2 separate regions of the Mus musculus genome follow, and region 1 is linked to region 2. A link is a loop called in an ENCODE intact Hi-C map of the cell type or tissue named here. Cell type or tissue: gastrocnemius. All regions are shown on one strand. Region 1 holds the start of Gigyf2 (GRB10 interacting GYF protein 2). Region 2 overlaps Efhd1 (EF hand domain containing 1).

The links. Hi-C counts contacts between places; a loop is a spot of excess contacts. Peaks named below come from ENCODE experiments on the same cell type or tissue, not always from the same donor. Only the 100,000 strongest peaks of a DNase experiment are listed, where the experiment ranks them.
Region 1: it touches region 2 in a loop (2.0-fold over the local background); 2 of 42 quality-filtered maps call a loop at or near these places.

Annotation. Positions count from the first base shown.
Region 1 is chr1:87,325,005-87,329,004 of GRCm38, forward strand. It overlaps Gigyf2 (GRB10 interacting GYF protein 2), which reads left to right and starts at 1,994. Exons shown (of 29, transcript NM_146112.4): 1 at 1,994-2,088. In gastrocnemius, a CTCF peak has its summit at 2,308 (motif pointing right); DNase peaks (open chromatin) are centred at 1,921 and 2,414; H3K4me3 peaks cover 2,367 bases; H3K27ac peaks cover 2,070 bases.
Region 2 is chr1:87,268,384-87,272,383 of GRCm38, forward strand. All of the region lies in intron 1 of Efhd1 (EF hand domain containing 1), which reads left to right. Among named protein-coding and RNA genes, the nearest start is that of Efhd1, 6.0 kb to the left of the region's middle. In gastrocnemius, no CTCF peak of the experiment used is centred here; a DNase peak (open chromatin) is centred at 1,981; H3K4me3 peaks cover 1,259 bases; H3K27ac peaks cover 2,747 bases.

The sequences.
Region 1 (4,000 bases), 57 kb after region 2:
GGCCTAGGAACAAGTTTGTAAGCAACCCTTTCCATGTTTTCTGCTTTGAGTTCCTGCTTAAATTTTCATTGTGAGCCAGGTAATGGCGGTACATGTCTCAGCCCCAGTACATAGGAGATAGAGGCAGACAGAGCAATGTGAGTTCAAGGGCAGCCTAGTCTACAGAATGAGTTCAGGACAGCCAGAGCTTTGTGGAGAAACCCTGTTTTGAAAAATCAACCAACCAACCAAACCAAACCAAATTAAAGACACCTTTTCTTGAGAGCATATCCTTGCTCATCAGGGTCAGCAACACCGGAAGCTGGCAGTAATACAGCTCTTCAATGGGCCCTTCAGACTTTCATGCTGCTGAACTTATCTGGTGTCATCCATATTTTCCTTTTCCTTTGTTCTCTCCCCATGTATTAGCTACCTTTCCTGTTGCTGTAATAAAATACCCCAAAAGAATTTGCTTAAGAGGCAAAGGCCTTATTTTGGTTCACAATTCAAGAGTATGGTCCACCTTGGGAGTAGTCACATTGCTTCCAAGGTCAGGAAGTTGAGACTGATGGAACCTTTGAATGTTTCTGTGTAGCTTTTTCACTTAGGTCTTATACACTATAGAATTCTAGCTTATGGAATGGAATGGTATTTTCCACTTTACCTACTCTCGGGTTTCCCCACATCAAATAACATAATCTAGATAATCTCTCATAAATTTGCTCAGATATTTGTTTCCATGATGAATCCAAATCCCATCATGTTGACAGTCAAGATTAATGATCACAGTCAAGATTAATGATCATTCTCTGAATTTAATGCTCTTTTATACAGTCTCTCTTTGAAAGGGAATCAAGACTCAGGAAGGGAGGCAGAGGAGGAAGTTGGTATATATATATATATATATATATATATATGTATGTATGTATGTGTGTGTGTGTGTGTGTATTTTTTTTCCAAGTGTTGAATCCAGGGCTCCCAAACGACTAGGTTGGGAGTCTGCCACTGTGTTCTGAAACTTAAGTTTATGTTGATGGGAAGACCTATGATAAATGCTGGAGGATATTTTGCAGTGATTGTGTGAAACTGAGTGGATCCCAAACACCAAAGGTAGTAGAAAGGCAGGAAAAGACTAATGGTCCCAGAAAGACCCGGGTGACTTGAAATGGTAGATGTACCAGGTTTAGCAAATCAAAGTATATAGTATGTCCAGCTAAACATGAGTTTCAGAAAGACAGCAGATTAATTTCCTGTATTCTGTATTGCCGGGTTTACTATTCGTTATCTCGCAACCCTAAAATGGGAAGGCAGTATATATAAGGGGGTTGTAGGTCCACATGTAGTGGAAGGGTGTAGTAACTTTTTTTTAGTTTTTCGAGACACGGTTTCTCTGTATAGCCCTGGCTGTCCTGGAACTCTGTAGATCAGGCTGACCTTGAACTCAGAAATCGATCTGCCTCTGCCTCCCAAGTGCTGGGATTAAAGGTGTGAGCCACCACTGCCTGGCTAGGTGTAGGAACTTTTAAAACCTTCCCAGCTGTCACATTCCAGTACTCCAGGATGAATTTCCAGTTCTATAAGAAAGGAAACTGCTTTGAATTTCAGCTTTACCATTTGCCCCATGATGGACCAACTGGCAGGAAAATGCTAGACCAAATGCTGTGGAAAAGTTCTAGCTTGGAAAACCAGCTCATAAATGATGTGGAGATTTTTGTACTGCAACCGGGCACTGGATTGGGTGCATCGGACGGTGAGTCATAGGGCCTCTGGCCAGGCTCCAATTAGGGACACCAGTTCAACTCTAGGGCCATAGGAGATGCAGCCAAAGGCCCCACTGTGCGCCTGCGCTACTCAGGCTCCGTCCTCGCCCGGCCCTGCATCCGGGTCTCAGGGAGGGGCGTGTCCGAGGGGAGGGGCAGGCCGTCGAGGAAGGGAACGATGTCGTGGGAAGCTGGAGAGCAGGGAGGGAGTGAGGCGGGGATGTAGGCGGGGCGGGGGGCGGCGCGGCGCGCGGGGTCACGTGACGTGCGTGGCGACGTGTCGGCCATCTTGTGTTGTTGAGGCTGAGGATTGACTTGGGTTCTGAGAGACTCCTGTCCCGGACCGCAGGTAACCAGTGGCTCGGTGTGTGTCTCCCCTGCCCGCGGCCATCCCGCGCCCAGTCCCCGCCATAGCGCCCCGAGCTGCCGTGGCCCGGCGCCCACCGTCGCGTCCCCGCCGCTCCGGCCCGAGCCGGCCGCATGGACACACTCAGGCTGCCCGGCAGCGGCCACGGCCGCTGCCGGCTGGGGGCGTCAGACCTGGGGACAGGGCAGGTGCGAGGTCAGCAGGAGCCTCCTCCCGTGCGAGGGTCCCGGCAGTCCAGGGAGCGTCCCGGCCGAGGGCAGCCCCCTGCTTTCGCCCCCGTGGCATCGCGGGGGAAGCCGAGGAGAGGAGGCGGGAGGCGGGGTGGGCAGTGTCAGGCCGGAGGGTTCGCCTTCCGCTGCCCGCTCCTCGGGGCTGGTCGCCCGCACAGCCTCGGGGTACCCCGGCTAACAGCTGCTGCGAGCCGACAGCTGCTCCTGCCGGCGCTCCTGCCCGCACCTGCCCCAGGGAGGTGCGCCCTTGCCTTCTCCACCGAGCATCTGGACTGGGGAAGACTGCTTCTAGGGCTGGAGGACTGGTCTTGAGCAGGCCCCAGGCAAGGTGGAGTCATGATCTGATCCTGGGACTGAGAGGCTTGGGAAAGTAGAGCCCCGGGCAGCCCCGGGGACCCGAATGTTCATACCGGCTTGAAATGGGCAAGCAGTTTCCCACGAAGCACTCTTGAACACTTTGGTTTTGTAGCTGAAATATAAATCAAGCCAGCAAGTAAGGAAGGGTGTGAAAGGAGCTGATTGTGTGACCGCGTTTGGGAAGCAGTAACGTTGCTTTGCATTTATCTAGTACGGTCTCCCCTCACCTCCAGTTTTCTCGAAAGTCAAAGCACTTAAACACACCTAGTGGTTCTATTAGGAAGGTAAGTATTCCAACATAACTTAAGAAATGAAGGGACTCAATCAGTGATGGCTTCCCACCTAGTCCCATCTACCTTGAATTATAGGTAATTATGTTTCAGAGTGTTGTATACAGGGATTGTAGTCTTCCTTATGTAGTTACTCCTCTTTAGTAACAAATGACTTCCTAAATTACAAAAACTATTATCCTACTTTTTGTACATGAGTTTTCATCCTTTTTTGTGGCTCTGACTGGCAGAATTTTTCCTTTTGGTTAGAACATATACTTTGTCTTCATTTAATGATATTTCCCTAATGTAGCAGCTTTTAGATTGCCTAGACTGGGATATGTACTTCACTGTCACATAAGAAGACACTAGGAAAACATTTAGAAGTGACATATGTCTGGAAAAATACCAACGTTGAAGATGTTGGTGATTTGCTAGAAAGAAAAAGACCATACCTTTTTTGGTACTTGACAAAGGATTTAGAGTTTTGTGGCTGGGGAAGAAGAGATTATGTACTGTATGCTGCCATTCTTGTCTTTTCCTTTCTTTTCTGTTTGACTACAAGTACTACAGTATGTAGTGTGAATGCTGAGGGACAAACATTTCTGTTTGTGTTGCGCTCACTTCTGGACATCTAAATACTTAAGTAAAAATATACAAATACTTCTTGATGTGATGATTGGGCTGTGTCCCTTAAATTGATTGAAAGTTGAAGTATGTAAGCTGAAATTGCATTTAAAGCTATCAGTCTGCTGCCCATTAATAACAGCAAAGCCTCCTATAGAATCTTGATCATCTCCCGCTTGTATGGTTAGATTTTATGTGATTTTGTGACTCTCTGGTCCTAGCCAGCAATGCCAGGGAGTATTGTACTACATACATATTGTTAACTCAGGAAGAAATCATAATTAGAAATATGAAGAATGATTTCTACTGAGTCCATATTGTTTTTACCTCATAGTAGAGTGCAAACTCTTGTTAAGTTGAACATTTCTGTGTAGGGACCATCTGTTTATGTAGGAGTAACGGGAAAAAGAA
Region 2 (4,000 bases):
CAGGTTTTCATCTATCTTAGGCTAGCTAGCCTTGAGCTCACCATGTAGCCAAGTTCAAAGTTGACTTTGAACTTCTGAACCTCCTGCCTCTAGTTCCTAAGTGCCAGGACCACCATATCCATCTTTGTAGTACTGGGGATCAAACCCACAGCTTTGTGTATGCTAGAAGAGTAGTTTACTAACCAAGCTACACACATACACACACACACACACACACACACACACACACACACACACGATCCTCCTGCATGACTTAAAAAAGAAAACATAAAGCTGTACAGGTCCTCCTGAGCACCCACTCGCCCTCTAAACCTCATGCTTTGCCTGAAGAGTGCATGCAGCATCAACTGTTAGCTCTGGGCCAGACAAGGAAGACCCAGCACAACACCTGGGGCTCCTGTGACCCAGACTTCCCTGGAAGCCAGTGCATTCAAATCAACTCTGCTCTCCTGACCCTGAAAGCCTGGTCTGCTAGGACAAGTTCAGGTCCCCTTCCCACCCTTCTGCCCCCAAAGCAACATGCTAAAAACAAACAACAGAAACCCAAACACAGAGTGTACCAGCTTGTCACCGGTTAGATGGATTTCTACCTTTCCCTTCTGGCCAACAGTCCATTCTGAATGGTAACCAATCACTCTGGGTGGCGGTAAGGGGCATGATTAGGAACCAACCTCACCTCCACTCTCAGGAAAGAGAGTTCCTCTGGGCAGCCAGCTTAAATGCCCTTTGTGTTTGAGTCCCCCTTCTGTCAGGTGGGGCTGTCCTGTGATGTGTGTGTGTGTGTGTGTGTGTGTGTGTGTGTGTGTGTGTGTGTGTGTGTGTGTGGTGCAGGAAGCAGCTTGCTGATGCTTGCTGGGAAGACTTCCTGGGTTGGTTTCAGTCACTGAGTTTTAAATATTTATTTATTGCTTATTATAATTATTTTGGTTTTTGCAAGTAGCCTCTCACACTGGATCCCAGGCTAGCCTTGAACTCAAAGCAATCCTCCTGTCTCAGCCTAAGCTGGGGATATAGAAATGAGCCACCACTACACCTTTACTCACAGATTTTTTTAGATAATCACATGGCTGTCATTTAGTCCCCATAACAATTTCTGCTGCCGTTTTTGTTTAATGATTCACTTTGCCCAAGGGGCTTTTGGTTGCTTGTGCTGTTTCTCCTCTTCTGGTCATTGGAGGCAGGATGTCACTGTGAATGGGTTACAGGCCCACCACATCACAGGCCCATGGAGAGCCTGCTCTTTAGACTGTATTGTGGTAGTCTGGTCCTTCTGGGGTCTGTGGGTGGATGCTTGGCTCAGTGTCCTGTTTCTCTGAAGCCTCCAGAACTCAGTCCCATTCCCTGGGTAGCTGAAAACAACCGTGCTTCTTTCTTCATAGCTCTGAAAGTTGAAAGCCTTCAGTATTGACTGTACCCTGCCTGCTCTGTGGGCTCCAGGGGAGAATCTTCCTGTTCATGTTCTCTCTCTCTCTCTCTCTCTCTCTCTCTCTCTCCTTCCCTCCCTCCCTCCCTCCCTCCCTGTTTCTCTCCCTTTCCCTTCTCCTCCCTCTCTGTCTCTGTCGTTCTGTCTGTCTCCATGTCTCTCTTTCTCTGTGTGTCTGCTTGCCCATCTGTCTGTCTTCACATGGCTTTCTCAGAGGCTTCTAGACACTGGATTCAGGGCTACCCAAATCCAGTATGGCCTCATCCTGATTTATTTACCTCTGCAAAGACTCTATTTCCAATCCGGTCACTTTGTGAGGTTCTGAGCAAACATGATAAGGAGGAAGGGGGGAAGGGGGATTCTACTTAACTCAGGAAAGTGAGCAAGACAAGTGTGTCCTCAAAGATTCGTGGGGGGGGGGGGAGCTCCAAGGAGGACCTGAGTTTTAGGATGGTGGGAATTTTATACTTACAGCATACATAGTAAGCTATGCCCCTGCCACCCCAACCCCCTCCCCGTGGACTAGCCTTCCCAAAACCTGATCCAATGGAGCATAGCTCCATCTGTGCCAAGAGTGCTCTGGCTTCAGCAGGGCCTGCCAGATTTTCACTTTTCAGCAGTTTCTAGATGCGCATTCTGATGTCCCCTTTGCTCCCTAGGCCCCTCAAGTGTGTAACCTGATTAGACCATCATACACAAAGCATGCCCACTCTTTGTCAGGAAGCAAGGCTAGATAGATTCACCCAGACCCCTCAAATATATTCTTTGGTCTTTTTATGTTTGATTTTCCTTAGCATAGGAGTTTTAGACTTTCAAAGCGAAGAACCGCGAGAGGGAGGGAGGGAGGGAGTGCTTTCCCGCCCGCCCGCCTGGGAGTTTGCTGGGTTCTTAGAGTAGGTGTCAAGTGTCCCGAGTCCTAAATGGTGTGCTGCAGAAGAGAGACAACTTTCTAATGAGTGTGGGAAGCCAGAGGCCTCGGCAGCCTGGCCAGAGCTAGCTGCCGCTCTGTTTCCAAGCGTGGAAGTGTGTCACTGGATAGCCGGAGCCAGAATAATAGTGGCCTGATTTTAAAGGGAGACTGAGAAGGGCCCAGAAGAAACCGACCCTACAGTGTGTGTACACGGCTGAAATGCGATCAGAGCTGGCTGTGTGGGCAAGGTTAGACAGGAAACTTTAATTACCCTGGCTGCTCCAGAGGGCCCTGGCAAAGGAAGGTAATGGGGACAGCCACTCGCAGGCAGGGCCCAAGCACAGGAGCTTAGCGTGCAGCTGTGGTATCTCCTCAGCCCTGCAGCGAGAGCTTGTGTTTCAACTCCCCAAAGAGAGGGTGGGAAGGGGAATGTTAGCCCACAGGAAAGTTACTGTTTTATTACCAATGCTGATGTCATGATGCCCCGCCAAGGCCACATTCCCCATCTGGACCGCCACTGGCCACTGGAAGCGTGGACTTCCTCATCCCCCGCCCCCTTTCCCAGTGCCCCCCCCCCCCCTTAGTCTGCCCAGGAGGAGAAAGGGCAGGAGGAAGAAAGGGGTGTGGCATAGATGATTGTCTTTTCTTTCTTAGTTTTGGTTCTGGGGTGAGAACTGCGGGGGGGGGGGAGGGGCGTGGGGGGCTGGCTGCATGTTTCAAGCATATCCTCTACCATGGAGCTACACCCTCAACTCTTCTAGATTGGCTGAGAATTTCTCATACAAATGAAGTGTGTCCTCTTATGGGAGACGCCTCATCTGGGTGTCTTTATCTTTAGTGGGAAGCAGATGGGGGTAGAATGGCTGTAGTCAGCACACTTGAGGCCCTGGATTCTATTCCTAGTGCAAGGACACAGACAGACAGACAGACAGACAGACACACACACACACACACACACACACACACACACATACACACAGAGGACAGGGACAGTAGAGAAAAGTCCCTGGAAGCTAAGACCTTTCTGACCCCTGGATTGCAACCCTTGCTAGTAGTGACTCACCTTGGATTTAATGTGTTCTCTTGTGCACTGGGGTTTGTACATTTAACCATCTTTACTGGGAAAGGAGAGGACCCAGGCTGATCCGAGTACCTGGGAAGTAACTCCAGGCCTACTCTGAAGGCCCTGGCCCCTAGCAGGAAGATGCACAAATGTTCATCTCCTCCCCCTGAGTCCTCTCAGAGTCTCCTCTGCATCATATCTTATGGGAATTTGAGTGACTGTCCTTTGAAATGGAGTGATCAAAGGAGTTTTTAAAACGGGAAAGATTTCTGTGATAGGGAAATCCTAGCTGAGTATGGTAGCTGCTGTGTCCCCTACACAACCTCCTGGTTATCTCCCAAAGGCTAGCACTGCATCCTGGGTCCATCCAAGCCAGTGACCACCCAGGCAAAGGTGATAGTATAATGAGTTTCGCCAAGCTGGAGGTAGCTTCCCTTCCCTATGGCCTGTGATGGGGTTCTGTTAGTGAGGAGGGAGTGTGTGTCCCTCTGGATTCGTTTTGTGAGATAATGCACCATGATTCTTGTATACCTGCCTGTGCTGTCTACCTGAGGGGTTTTGGCTGACGGACCTGGAAGAGGTTAGCAAGGGGCACGGAGAATCC